Regions from separate parts of the Homo sapiens genome. Here regions 2, 3, 4 and 5 are each linked to region 1. Evidence: chromatin contacts called from ENCODE Hi-C or POLR2A ChIA-PET data. All regions are on one chromosome and are shown on one strand. Each heading gives the region's core, a stretch centred on a gene start or an enhancer-like site at or near the end of the contact. The rest is flanking DNA. Distances are from core to core; before and after follow the strand shown.

Region 1 (2,653 bases), core at 81-2,580:
GAAACAAATGATGTGGTACCCACAGTGCTCCCTCCCTCATCACCCCCACCGCCTCCAGCTCCACATCCAGATTCCAAAAGCCATGAGCACCCCCATCTGACCATGAACGCCCATCTGACCATGAACGCCCATCTGCGGATCGCCAGCAGCAAGGTTGACACGGAACTCCTTCCGCCTTGGGAGGAGGCTTCCCTGGGGTAGTACCCTCTGGGGGCCGTCTGGGCAACTCTTGCAGGGCTTCGTGGATGTTTGGGGAAAGCACTGGACAGCGCCTCGCCCAGGTGCCTTCCTGGGAATCACCAACTGGGGTTTACTGCCCCAATTTTGGAGCTTGCACAGAGCATCCTCCCTTGGTAGGAGAGACGTCGCCATTGGGCCACAGGACTTGTAGAGGACGCCACGAGAAAGGGGTTGATTGGGGAATGGTTGTCCTGGTTACGCCACCCTGCAGTGTCCCTTGCCCTCCTCCAAGGCTTCCAGCCCCATCGCAACCTGTCAGTTTTCCAGGCGCTCAGGAAAGCATGTCAAGCACTCAAGCACTCTGTGACAATTCCACCCCCGGCCCAGTCTTTCCCTCTTCACCCCCTCTCTGTGATGTCGAATCCCATTTCACAGATGGAGAAACTGAGGAATCGAGCAAGTGAATGCCGCTTAAACATCTTTTCCAAGCCAGCCAGGGACCAGCCCCTCCAGTTCTCAGAATCTCTCTCCCTCTGTAACATATTTTGACTTGAAGAACATGTGCGATTCGTGACTACAAAACCGCAACCCCACATAAAGAGTTAATATTTTTAACGAACCCCAAGCCCCTCACCCTCAGCCTTCGCGGGACGCCTGCGTCTCGCAACTTCAGTTTGTATCTCCAAACTGCTGAGCATTCAAAGGGTTAAATGGGACCGGGAGGGGGCCAGCCGCGGAGCCCTGAAAGGGTTAAAAATCCAAACGCGTCGACTCCCCCCGACTATTTGGTTCCAAATGGACAGCCACGCGACCGGGAGAGCCAGGGAGCCCCCCTCACAATGACTTTATTAAAATTTGAGAACTTTTACTTCTGACCCCAAAAAAGTATCCCAGTTCGAAAGTTCTCTCTTAACCTTTTCTTTTTTTCATCTATTTTTTTCTCGATTTCTCCACGGGCTGGATTATAAAACGCTCCCTCTCCCTTTGGGTTTGGAGAGCCGGGTTCCCCCCTCCGGGCAGGGCGCGGGCCTAAGGGGCCCCGGGAGTTTTCTCCGGGGCCGGGTCGGGACGCGGCTGGTGAGTCCCGGCTCCGGCCCCTGAATTGGGGGGTCCGCGTCTGCCCCAAACGCCGCTTTCTTCCGTTTTCCATGTCATTTCCTGTACTAATAAGATGGTGGTCAAAGCAGGGGAGGAGAGCAGCAGCGAGTCGCCGCCGCCGCCGCGCCGAGGCTGGCGCTGAAACTTTGCCTCGCCGGGGACCAGCGCGCCCGCAGCGCGGCCGCTCCCTCCGCGGGGGCCGCCAGCCGAGGCCGCGCCGCCTCCGCCGAGCCGCCCGCCGGGCCGCTCTCGCCGCCCGGGCCCCGCGGCTGCCGCAGCATTCCCGGGAAGGTGAGTCAGCCCCGGTAGCCAATGTGGCCATTGAAAATGGCTTCGGAGAGCGCTCGGCAGTTTGCCAGCGAGCGCGGGGGCCGCCGGTGCGGGGGCCGGGAGCGGCGGCTGGGGGCGGGGGCGGCCGGGGGTCTCGGCGCGGGCGCGGGGCGGGGGTCCGGACGGCGCCGGCGCGGGGTGGGGGGCGGCCCGCCGTGGCCGCGAGGTGGGTGAACCCTCGGCAGGTAGCTGCCGCCGCCGCGGGAGCCGGGGGCCGCCCTCCGCCTCCTTCCTCCCAGCTCGCTCGCTCCTCGCCTTGTTACAATGTAGCCTTTTCTCTCCGCAAGCGGCGCGCCCGCTGACGGACGTGGCCGCCGACCAATGGGAGTGGCGGCCCGGGCCGAGCGCTCGGAATGAGAACGCGGTGACACGGACGGGGCGGGGCGCGGACGCCGACGCCAGAGGGCTCGCCGCGGCCGCCGGCCTAGTTCTCGCGGACGCCCTCGGCCCCGCGCCGGGGGCTGCTGCGGGGTGCTCGGGGATGAAGGTGGGAGGCGTCCTTTGGGATGCGACGAAGCCTTCTCCATCGCGGTTCGCGATTGCCCGCGAAGCGTGGCCGAGCCGGAGGGCATTTCTGGAATGCGTTTTAAGTGTCAGTTGCGGTGTAGACTCTTCGGGAAACCTCTCCGGAGCGTAGCCTCCACCCCCCACTCGCAGTCCCCAAGGTACTCTCCTATGCAGAAACTGCAGAAACTTAGCGGCCAATGACCTCTCTCCGGTCAAGGCCAGCGTGCTCTAGGCGAGTCGCTGCAAAGAGAATACCAATGTCTTGGGCGATGCTGGTGAAAAATTGCTGGTGTGTGTCTAGAGCCCAGTTGGGAGATGGGGGCTTAGAACCCCCCAGGCTGGGCTGGGATTTAGGGGAGAAAAATGTGAAACGTCTCCTCTTTCCTAGACGTTTGCTTCGTGTGGAGAAAGGCTGTGCTGTATAATTTAGAGTGGCTGTAAGGAAACACACCCAGCCCTTTGTGCGTGGGGCCAGGAGGCAATGATGAGAGATTGCTCTTGGTACCTGGAAACCCTATAAACTTTGGGGGTTTGGGGA
Region 2 (2,653 bases), core at 48-2,547, 770 kb after region 1:
CCCATCGCTCTCTGAACTGCCACAGATACACGGTCCCACCTCCTGGCCCTTTCTCTCTTGGCAGCCTGTTCCTGAGGGTCTATTCCACCTCCACTTTTCTTTTTTCTGAGTCGGAGTTTCACTCTTGTTGCCCAGGCTGGAGTGCAATGGCACAATCTCGGCTCACTGCAACCTCTGCCTCCCAGGTTCAAGCAATTCTCCTGCCTCAGCCTCTCAAGTAGCTGGGACTACAGGCACCTGCTACCATGCCCAGCTAATTTTTGTATTTTTAGTAGAGATGGGGTTTCACCATGTTGGCCAGGCTGGTCTCGAACTCCTGACCTCACGTGATCCACCTGCCTCTGCCTCCCAAAGTGCTGGGATTACAAGTGTGAGCCACTGCACCTGGCCTCACCTCTGCTTTTCAAAACCCAGTGCATTCTTTCAGGACTGTGACAGCAGTCACTGGGCAAACACTCTTGAGGTAGTTACAATCTGGGAATCCTGGAATCTGGGAGATCTAGACTTGAATCTTGGTTCTGGGACCATCAGTGACTGTTCTCTAACCTCACTGAGCTTCTTCCTTAAATGGACAGTGATGACAATAAGTACCACTTAATATGACTGTAGGGAGGATTAACAAGTAAAGGTAAGAAAGGCACTTAGTCCAGCGCCTGGCCAGTAGTGAATACTCAGATAAGGTCCCCAGACGTGTCTCTTGACTTAGGGACATGGAGGGCCCAGGACAATGAACAACAGACCTTGTGCCGATTCAGTCATAGCACAAGGTGTCTAACGGGCAGCCCAGGTCCTCGGGCTGGGGTGCTCACCCTCTCTGGGGAACTCACCAGGGGCCAGGCAGCCGATCCCCCATCCCCCACCCCCAGAGCCCGGCTCACCCAGCTCTGACAGCTCGTGCGAATCGGCGAATCGACCTGGGGAGAGGGTACAGAAGGAGGTGTGAGTGAGCATCTGCCTCACATTTCGTCTTCGGGTCCCGGAAATCCCCTCCCTACGCCCTTTGGGAACCTGGACGGGTCTTCTCAAGCACAGCGATCACTACCCTGACTCCGCAGGGAAGGGGGCCACTGGGGTCATAGGTCAGGGCCCAGAAGGAACTGATCAAAGGTCAGGGTGGCACCTGCCAGCAGGTAACTGAAGCCCCGCACTGCTGTCTCCAGCTGGGCCGTGGCGGCCGGGTGACGAGTCACGTACTCCTGGTAGCGGAGGCCCAGGAGCCGCAGCTTCTCCATCCTGCCCTCGGCACCGACAGACCCACAGAAGGACCGTACGACAGGCTGCGGCGCCCTGCTTCCTGCGCCCTCCTTCCTGCTTCCGGTCTTAGGCCCGCCTCTTGGTTGCTTAACTTCCGCGGGCCAGAAGGCTGAGGACTTGAAGAACCGGTGAACCACCCTTCACCCCATCTCTTGAACCGCTTCCCACTCGGGTAGCCCTTAGCAACTGAGGGCCCAAACCCGGCCCCCTACTCCCTCAAGTCATTGGTTAGCACGCTCTCCGCCCCTGACCCGCCCAGCGCCGTCAGCACCCAGCTCTTCCGTTTACCGGGTTGGCTGCCCTTGCGCCTGCGCAGTTAAAGCTCCGGTAAAGCCGGGCGGCAGTCAGAGCAGTTCATTCTAGAGAAGGGAGCTGGAGCCCCGAGTCTTTCCAATGGAACGCCGAGAGACTCGAACGGCAGGGCCGGATTTTAAAGGGCTGAGAGATAGCGGGTGCTTGAAAAAAGGAGCCTCGATCAGATTTGGGGAGGTGCGGGGCGTCTAAATACAGTTGCACTGTGTCTCAGCAGGCGCGCGTTCGGCCAGTATCCCCATCTCCGTTTCCTCAACAAAGGTAGTGCTGGGGAAACTGAGGCAGTAAGGAGTCCAGCCCTCTAGTGCCGTCTCGATCCCCTAGACAGCACAGTTAGTGCTCCGGCTTCGGCCTCAGCTCCCGTATGGACTGTGCCCCCCAAAGGGCTCGCGCCTGCATTCCCACATACGCGAAGAAAGCCCTGGCCCGGGCTTCTCTCGGCTCGGTGGCCCTTGGGCGGGAGTATCCCTTCTCTGGGTCTCGGATTTCCCGATCTGTAAAATGGTTTGAGGGCAGACTTGATCCTTGAACTCAGAATCGATCTCAGCTTTCTGGCCCTCGGACGCACCTCGCAGTCCTCAGCTGCGCCCCCAAGGGAAGGGGAGACCCCTGGGGAGTATCTTCCCAAACCAAGCAGCCTCCCTGGAACGGGTGGCACCGGGAGATCTGCGGCGAGTGGTGGAGGGAACGGGCGCTCTGGGGAGGTAGCGCTGATTGGCTGCGGGGAAAGGGGCGTGACATGGGTGGAGCCGTGGGCCAGTGGCCTGAGGGAGCGGGCCAGCGGATTTATGGTACCCTGAGAATAGTAATACATTATTTTACCTAATCCTCTCCACCAGATATCTCCAGATGAAGAAAGCATCCTTTTAAGAACGCCCAGCCAAAATTTGAGTGTTGGTCTTTTCTGACCTCAGAGACTAGGCGGTTTTTTTTAATTCATTTTTTTTAACTTTAATTTTATTTTTAGAGACCAGGTCTAAGCATCACACCTCACCAGGAAACCACAACCTTCCTTCCACTCCCTCACTCCACCCTACTCCACAGCTTAGTTTTCTTCTCTATCAGGTGGGGGATTAAAGCTGCCCTC
Region 3 (2,653 bases), core at 115-2,614, 620 kb after region 1:
ATGAGAGAGTTTGCATATTGGTTAGATGGTTCCTGCAGTACTATTTTCATTATTTCCCTCTCTGAGCCTCAGTGTCTTCATCTGTAAAATGGGAATAATTAGCCTCACCTTGCCTAGGCTTGAAAGATCAGCCGGTAGTTTGAGACCTGCCTGGGCAATATAGCAAGACCCTGTTCACCACAAAAAAGGAAAAAAAAAAGGATGAAAGATCAGTTTGTGAGTCAAGTAAGACACACATGTGAACGGGATGTGTGGAGTGCTTTGCTAACGCGCCATTGTCTTAGTTACTATGTGCCTGGTTTTCTGCTCAACCCTCCAGGGTACGACTTTGTACAAGTCCCCAGGTCTCAACAGGACAGTGGGTGATCAGCCCACCTGAGAAGTGAAACTCATGATTTGGGTGAGTAGACTAGAGGAGAATCACTTCTTTCTTTCTTTTTTTTTAGACGGAGTCTCGCTGTGTCACCCAGGGATCTCAGCTCACTGCAACCTCTGCCTCACCGGTTCCAGTGATTCTCCTGCCTCAGCCCCCCGAGTAGCTGGGATTACAGGCACACGCCACCACACCTGGCTAATTTGTTATTATTAGTAGAAACGGGGTTTCACCATGTTAGCCAGGCTGGTCTTGAACTCTTGACCTCAGACGATCCACCTGCCTCAGCCTCCCAAAGTGCTGGGATTACAGGCATGAGCCACCATGCCCGGCCTGAGAATCATTTCTTGAGCTATGATCTGTAACATTCAAATGAGCCTCAACGGACACAAAACAGAAAAATCATCAAAAATGTCGGTGAAAAGTTCAGGTGGGAGAACTCAGGTGATGGTGCAGACAGAAGCAAGTAGGGGAGAAAGCTGGCTTCAGGGAGAGTGGTTAGGCCTTTGTGAGAAAGACTGGGGACTTCTCATATCATCCTCTGTGTCCCAGTTCCCAAAACACACACGCACATGGGCACATGCATGCAGGCACACAAAAACAAGCCCATACACCAGACGAAAAAATACAGATGCAGGTACACACACATGGACATGGACATGTGTGTGCCTGTGCCCATATAAACAAACATTAGTGCACACACACACTCACACACACACAGGCTCGGGCAGTATGTGCTCACACACAACCATACACACAGATACGCACAGAGGTACATTCACACACAGACCAACACACACAGGCACACAGATGCATGCACGCATGCACGTGCGCGCACACACACACACACGTGCACCCACCCTCAGTGATAACCTTCCAATCCACTGGCCTCTCCGAAATTAGCACAGACCATTTTCCCACGACCCTTTCTCGCTGAGCGTGTGATTCCAAAACTGTCCACAAGAAGGTGCTCGGGAGCCAGAATTCAGGCGTTCCCGGCCCGCGGACGCTTAGAGAGGGGAGCTTCGGAGTTATGGGGGGACCCACCCTTCCATTTAATAACTGAGAAAGCCACGGGAGGGGACTTGCTGGGCTCACAGCCAGTGATCCCTGCCCTGTTTCCTTATGGGGACTGCGGTCAGAAATGGGGAGTGGGGCAGAAACTGTCACTGTCACGGTCCTGTTTAGAGAGGAAGGTCGGAGAAACCAGTGCCGTGGAAGGCTCTGGGGCGTTGACAGGCGCTGTCCCCAGCTCACCGGCTCTATGACCCTGGGTAAGTTACCTGGCTTCTCTGTTCCTCAGTTTTCTCGTCTTCCCTGACCCAGGCTTTCCCGACTCCTCTAGGGGCCCCTTCCCCTCTCCATGAACACCTTCAGATCTCGGACTGTTTTCTCCACTCAAGTGGCATCTCAGCTATCCCCTCCCGGGTTAGGCCTCCCTGGCCCCTATTTAACGGTGTCCCCACCCCCACCACTATCTTGTTTGTACCAACACTTGCTGCCTGACAATGCACACTTGTTCATTTGTTCACGTTTATTTTGTCTTCTCCAGAAGAATGGAAACTTCGTCAGAGCAGGGACGTGAGGGTGAACTGCTCACCCGGGCACCGCTGGCGACCGGAACCCAGCTCCCTCCGGGCTCCGGGAGAGGCGGCCTCAGCTGTGTGCTGGTGCTGCCCTCCAGCGGCGCTGGGTCCCCATGGCACCTGGCTTTCTCCTGCTCCCCAGGGGCCTTTTCTTCTCCCGCCCACCTGTCACCAGCCGCCAGGGCAAGTCTCTGTGTGACTCTAGGGTGAAGGTGGAGGGACCTTGCCTCCGAGGATTCATCCCACCCGGATTCCGATGAGTGAGGGACCCTCTCTGGCACCTGGTGTTTGAATGGCCAGCCTCACAGTTAATAAAGACAAGTTTGGTATCAGCTGTGGGATCCGTCCAGAAAAAGACACCTTTGGGGCAGAAATATAATGGTGCCTGTCTCGACATAGTCTAATAAGGAAAGAAAGACAAGCCAGTCCAACGGTCCCATTTTACACATGAGGTCACTTCATCCCCACCTAGGACAGGAGGGTACAACGGCCTGGCCTAAGATAACCCTAGAATATGGTCACTCATTCTTCCACCCACTGAGAACCTCAGGGCAGTAGAGTTTTATGCAAAGCATGTGGTCCTGAAAAACTTGCATAATTCAAAGCGTGCATAATTTCTGACTAATTTTGCCAGAGAAATGAATGCAAAGTAGAAAGGATAGGTTGCATACATTACTCCAATTGTGGCATATTT
Region 4 (2,653 bases), core at 61-2,560, 600 kb after region 1:
GGGGGATAGGAGTTGACCAGGCAGATGAGGCAGCAAAGGGTATTCCTGCCAGAGGCAGCTATCTTCACAGGCAAAGAGGAATAAAGAGAGCCTCCTGCTGCATGGCTGCAAGCAGGGAGAAGCTAGAGCCTAGGCTAAGGAAGTGGATCCGGAAGGGCCTTCAATGGGCCAAGAAGTGTGTCCTTGATCCTGGAGCAAACGAGGAGTGGGAGGAGAGGAGCCCCTTGGCCACATCTGCCCTGGGGCAGCAGCATGGCAGAGGTGCCAGGGGAGCAGAGCGTGGGGGGCATGCGGGGGAACAGACACGCTGGGAGGAGAGAGTCCCCTAGGGATGTGAATGTGGGAACAGGAGGAGGAGTACTCTGAAAGCTGTCTCAGAGCTGGAACCAGCAGGACTTGTGACTAACAGGAACGGGGCATGAGGGCAGAGGGAGAAGTGTAGTTTGAATCAAGTTTCTGGTTTGGGCAACAGAGTAGGTGGCAAGGCTGTTGACAGAGATGAAGAAACACCGCGGGAGAAGGCAATGTGGGGAAAACTCTATTTGCATCTGTATTACATTCCTCCAAATTCCATCTCTGAGAAGTCCACGCTGGCATTATATATAGTCGCAGTCAATATCCACATAACATTGTGGTCCTGCTTTTTTCCCTTAGCAGTACGTTTCCAGGTGTCACCAGAATCCTCAACGTCTTCCTTTGATTTGGCCACAGAATATTCCATTGTGTTAATAAACATGCCGGTTTCACCTTCTTATCCCCATATTCTGGGCATTCTGAAGAGGACTGTGATGGACACCAAGTTGTTCTCAGTAGGGCCTGTGAGTGGCTCCATAGCCCAGGTCTCCTGCCTCCTCCAAGGCTGAGGACCCCCTGAGGGCAGCTCAGGGGTGCCGTTGCATCTGCTCTGCCATCTACAACAGGAAATGTTGAGGAAGAATGCTTGAGACCTCACAGTCCCTGTAACTCACTGATCCCCAAAACCACCCCTGAACCTCAGAGGAACTTGCTTCCCCCTCTGGTCCCCAGGCAACACTGATTCTCCCAAGCTAGGTCGGAGCAGGGAACCTCACTCTTCCTCCACCTGAGCCCTCTCCCCTTCCCAGTGGCCATGCTGTTTTCTGCCGTCACCCTCCCCAGTAATGGCCTCGCTCACATCTCCTCTCAAGAGGGTCCCAAGGTACATGGGTCAAGTGAAATCAGGGTTGCCCCAGACCTAAGAACAGTGGTGCCCCCAGAGGGAAGCTGGAGCCCTGTGGCAGAGGTGGAGGAAGAGGAGAGGACCAATCAGTTGTTATGGCAACCAGGGCTCCCAAGATGGAGGGAAGGGAAAAGGCGGCCCTGCTCATCAGTTGCCATGGCAACCCAGAGCCTCCAGGCCAGCTTTGAAAACAAAAACCACACACACCCCACTTAACAAAGAAAGTACCCAGGACTCCTCGGTATGCTCCGCAATCCAGAGCGCCAAACGGAACAGGTCAAGGTCTGGTCTCACGATTGACTTTGTAGACTTTTTTTAGGGGCAGAAGGGCTGCTTTTTTTCTGAGAAAATAGAGAGCCAGGGCTTGATAACCCGTAGGGTCACTCAGCAAGCATTTACTGAGCCTACTACATGCCAGGGCCACAGCGACAAATTAAGATCCAGACCCACTTTCAAAGGAGGAGAACAGATATTTCCACATCAGTACGAGACTTGCTGGAAGTCTTCCCTGACGACGGTTTGGCAGTGTTCATTAAAAATTTTAAGTGGATGTTCTCTGTGACCCAGCAATCCCATTTCTAAGACGCTGCCTGCAGAAATATTTGAATCTGAAGGTGATCTTTGCAGCATTATTTACAGCAGTAGATAATGGAAAACAACCTAAATGTCCCGTAATGGAGGCCAGTTACATCAATTTTGGTACATGCATACACGTTGAAAATGCAAAGGCGTACGGGCGGAAGAACACATAAGGAACCATTAGCAGCCATTACCCAGGAGTCGCAGGACTGACCAATAGGGTTAGAGAAGGGGGGCGTTTCACTTTACTTCTCAACCATTTGGAGATGTTACAAGAGTGCGCTTCCCTCCCGCCCCCAAGAGAGACGGGCTCTTGCTTTGTCACCCAAACTGGAGTGCAGTGGCACATCACGGCTCACTGCAGCCTTGACCTTCCAGGCTCAAGTAATCCTCCCCTCAGCCTCCTGAGTTCAGCCTCCTGAGTAGCTGGGACTATAGGTGTGTGCCACCTGCCCAGTTAATTTTTTGTATTTGTTTAGTTTTTTTGTTTTTGGGGGTTTTTTTTTCCTTTTTTTGAAATGAAGTATTACTCTGTCATCCAAGCTGGGGTGCAGTGGCACTATCTCGGCTCACTGCAACCCCCGCCTTTCGGGTTCAAGCAATTCTTGTGCCTCAGCCTCCTGAGTAGCTGGGATTACAGGTACCCGCCACCACGCCTGGCTAATTTTTGTATTTTTTAGTAGAGACAGGGTATCGCCATGTTGGCCAGGCTGGTCTTGAACTCCCAACCTCAGGTGATCCACCCGCCTGGGCCTCCCAAAGTGTTTTTGTATTTTTTGTAGAGACGGATTATCGCTATGTTGCCAGGGCTAGTCTTGAACTCCTAGCTTCAAGCGATCCTCCGCCTTGGCCTCCCGAAGTGCTGAGATTACAGGA
Region 5 (2,653 bases), core at 113-2,612, 580 kb before region 1:
AGATGATGTTGCTCCTGGTTCAAGGACCACGCTGTGAGAACTACAGTGCTGGGCTGGGATCCAGCTCCCGCCCTTACTCCACTCGTACAAAGCGCTCATAATCATACCCTCCCACAACGGTGTGTTGTGAGAGGACATTGTGATAATGGAAGTGAAAGAGCTTTGTCAGCTGCACAGGTGAATGCCCCTGGTCATTAACCAGGTAATCTGCCTGAGGCTAGTCCTCTGGAGCCTGGGAGGGCAGAGGGCTGGGACGCAGGGTGGGCACCGCAGCCACCTAGAGAGCTCTTGCAGCCCACCTCAATTTTGGGCCACTTTTTCTTCAGGGAGAAAGCCAGCTTTGAGGGCTTAGGCCCACAGCCCCTCCTGCCACTATTCTCATCAACCCACACCTCCTCCCTCACCTCAGGCAGCTGCTGGGCACTGCCCCAGCACTGGTTGTTCTGGGCTACTTCCCCAGGGGCCAGTCCAGGCAAGCTGGGGCAGCTCAAGCCTGTGACTCAGGACCTGAGGCTGGATCCCGCTCACGCCCGCCTCCATGAGATTCAGAGCCCTCGACTTCCCTTCTCTGAGCCTTAAACTGCGCATTAGTAAAATAGGCGCAACGAGAGTACCCATGAGTTGTGGGAATTCAAGGGCTAGAACTGTATTCAGCGCTTGGCATAGAGCCTGGCCCCTGGCAAGGATTCAATCAATGGTAGTCAGTATTTTCAAAAAGTTCCTGGGCCCAGGCCGCCTCCTGATAGAGGCCCCGACTTAGGACACAAACCGCTCCCACGCCGTTCCCCGGCGGCACCCGGATACACCCGCCCTGGAATGCCAGCGTGGGGGCCCCAGGGCTACCCGCCCGAGATGAGAGGGGCAGGGCAGGGCAGGATTAGGAAGGCGCTGAGCCCAGGCTGGTGCGGGGAGGGGCGTGGCCTCACCCTACTAGGGCCGGGGGATGGGGTGGGCTCGAAGGAGAAAGTGAAGGAGGCGGGGGCGCTGGGAGGGCCCGGGAGGAGACCGGGAGGACGAGGTAGGCGGGAGCTGGGCGGGACCGTTAGGCAGCGCCGTGAGTGGACAGGGCTGGAGCGGGGCGGGCTTAATCCCCAGTGTAACCTGGGGGCGGGGCTGCCGGGATAGAGGAGAGACTCCGTAGCGGGGCGGGGCCTCAGCTCCAGCTGGGCCCGGGGGCGAGGCTGGTTGGGGTACGGCCATAGTGGGCGGGGCCTGGCCGGCGGGAGCGCACCGCCTTCCCAAAGGGCTCGGGGGCGGGGCCGGCGGAGGGGGCGTGTCTTCTGGGGGCGGGGCCTGCCGAGTCCGCGGCGTTCCCCGGCTGCAGCCGGGAGGGGGCCGAGGAGTGACTGAGCCCCGGGCTGTGCAGTCCGACGCCGACTGAGGCACGAGCGGGTGACGCTGGGCCTGCAGCGCGGAGCAGAAAGCAGAACCCGCAGGTGAGCAAGGGGGCAGCGGGCCGGGGTAGCCTGCCGGACAACCATAGGCAAAGTTAGTTTTAGCCCCCGCTTCTGCGGTCCGGCTCGGACAACTTTCCTCGGAACTAGTGACAGGTCGGGGCAGCTGGTGGGTGAAAAGGAGCTTTAGCCACCAGTCCTGAACCCCCAGTTCTCACACTCGGCCGTGCACAGCTGCGTGATCCTGGGTCCGTCCCTCTACCTGGCTCTGGACCTCCCGGGTTCCAGCAGGAGGAAGTGAACCAGGTGAATTCCACGCTCCCGTTGCCCTTTCTCACTTAAAACGCCGGAAGGTGAGAGCTGGCAGGTGAGAGCAGGCTGCAGGTCGCCACAGGTGTTCCCATCGCGTTGCCCTCTGCAGTTTCTCTCCCTGCAAAATGGGACTGAGAGAAGCGAATTGCTTTAAAGAGTGCACTGTTTCCTCGGTTGGGGCTCGAACCCACCAACCCTGGGGAAGAGGAGGCCAAAGCAGGGAGGTTCCATTTCCCGCCTCACCTGCTTCCCACCAATTCTAACAGTTCAACTGAGCCGGACCCCCTAAGACTTCAAGTTGGAAACTCAGTGGGGCTTTTCCAGGTGAGCTGGCCTGAGCAGGAGGTTGGAAACTGGGGAACAGTTCTTACACTGGTGAGTGGGGAAGAGAAGGGAAAACCCCACCAATCCTTGGGCCCAGGGTCAAGCCCAGGGCCCCAGGGGCCCTTGAAGCATACCCGGGGTTAATTTCTTGGCTGACGGGTTCTGTTCCTGGAGGTGGTGGGTGCTCTGTGCTGGGCCCCAGTAGCGGGGCAGCATAGTTCTGTGGTCAAGGCTTGGGCTTTGGGATCAAACTGATTTGGATTCCATTCCCCCTCCAAACTTCAGTTTCCTCACCTGTAAAATGGGGATAATGACAATATCCAATAGCAGGAGCAAGCACTAAATAGAATAATGTGTATACACTACTTAGCAAGGTGCCAGGAAACCAGTGAGACCTCCCTCTGTGACAGCTGCTTTGATGCGGGTGGGCAGGTGATGGGCTTGCTTCCTATGGGGAATGAGCCTTTTTTTTTTCTTGGAGAGATGGGGTTGGCTACAGCCCCTCCTGACCTTGTGAAAGCCAGAAATTGCCACCTGCCACCAACATCACTCTATTTGAGGGATGAGGACTGTGTCATCTGGAACAAAGAGTGGCTGAGTTTTCTGTAATGTTGCTTGAGGTT

The links. Hi-C counts contacts between places; a loop is a spot of excess contacts on that map. ChIA-PET counts read pairs that join two places held with the same protein, here RNA polymerase II (POLR2A). Pooled maps may share reads with other maps.
Region 2: a map of CD8-positive, alpha-beta T cell shows a loop between it and region 1 (21-fold over the local background). The contact joins the promoter of PEX16 here to the promoter of PRDM11 in region 1. A Hi-C loop is called at or near these places in 2 of 168 maps with a recorded cell type or tissue (CD4-positive, alpha-beta T cell and CD8-positive, alpha-beta T cell), 1 of 37 single-sample maps with no recorded cell type and 9 of 50 pooled maps.
Region 3: a map of CD8-positive, alpha-beta T cell shows a loop between it and region 1 (5-fold over the local background). The contact joins the promoter of LINC02716 here to the promoter of PRDM11 in region 1. A Hi-C loop is called at or near these places in 1 of 168 maps with a recorded cell type or tissue (CD8-positive, alpha-beta T cell) and 9 of 50 pooled maps. POLR2A ChIA-PET finds 5 or more read pairs at or near these places in 1 of 52 experiments (activated T-cell).
Region 4: a loop to region 1 is called in a map of ascending aorta, with 2.7 times the contacts of the local background. The contact joins the promoter of LINC02690 here to the promoter of PRDM11 in region 1. A Hi-C loop is called at or near these places in 1 of 168 maps with a recorded cell type or tissue (ascending aorta). POLR2A ChIA-PET finds 5 or more read pairs at or near these places in 1 of 52 experiments (A673).
Region 5: a loop to region 1 is called in a map of CD8-positive, alpha-beta T cell, with 16 times the contacts of the local background. The contact joins the promoter of CD82 here to the promoter of PRDM11 in region 1. A Hi-C loop is called at or near these places in 8 of 168 maps with a recorded cell type or tissue (B cell, CD4-positive, alpha-beta T cell, CD4-positive, alpha-beta memory T cell and 3 more), 6 of 37 single-sample maps with no recorded cell type and 26 of 50 pooled maps.

What each region holds. Positions count from the first base shown.
Region 1 is chr11:45,145,309-45,147,961 of GRCh38, forward strand. PRDM11 (PR/SET domain 11) reads left to right here and starts at 1,331. Exons shown (of 8, transcript NM_001384648.1): 1 at 1,331-1,569. It overlaps LOC105376652 (a long non-coding RNA gene), which reads right to left and starts at 1,475. Exons shown (of 6, transcript XR_931241.3): 1 at 1-1,475. RefSeq lists silencers at 1,732-1,811, 1,892-2,081.
Region 2 is chr11:45,916,580-45,919,232 of GRCh38, forward strand. PEX16 (peroxisomal biogenesis factor 16) reads right to left here and starts at 1,298. Exons shown (of 11, transcript NM_004813.4): 1 at 1,121-1,298; 2 at 879-914. The coding sequence starts at 1,232. RefSeq lists enhancers at 354-1,106, 1,053-1,122.
Region 3 is chr11:45,770,068-45,772,720 of GRCh38, forward strand. LINC02716 (long intergenic non-protein coding RNA 2716) reads left to right here and starts at 1,365. Exons shown (of 2, transcript NR_027134.1): 1 at 1,365-1,647; 2 at 1,926-2,291. RefSeq lists an enhancer at 1,057-1,558.
Region 4 is chr11:45,750,298-45,752,950 of GRCh38, forward strand. LINC02690 (long intergenic non-protein coding RNA 2690) reads right to left here and starts at 1,311. Exons shown (of 2, transcript NR_183774.1): 1 at 1,214-1,311; 2 at 523-911.
Region 5 is chr11:44,564,301-44,566,953 of GRCh38, forward strand. It overlaps CD82 (CD82 molecule), which reads left to right and starts at 1,363. Exons shown (of 10, transcript NM_002231.4): 1 at 1,363-1,436. RefSeq lists a silencer at 862-1,461 and enhancers at 1,376-1,876, 2,382-2,451.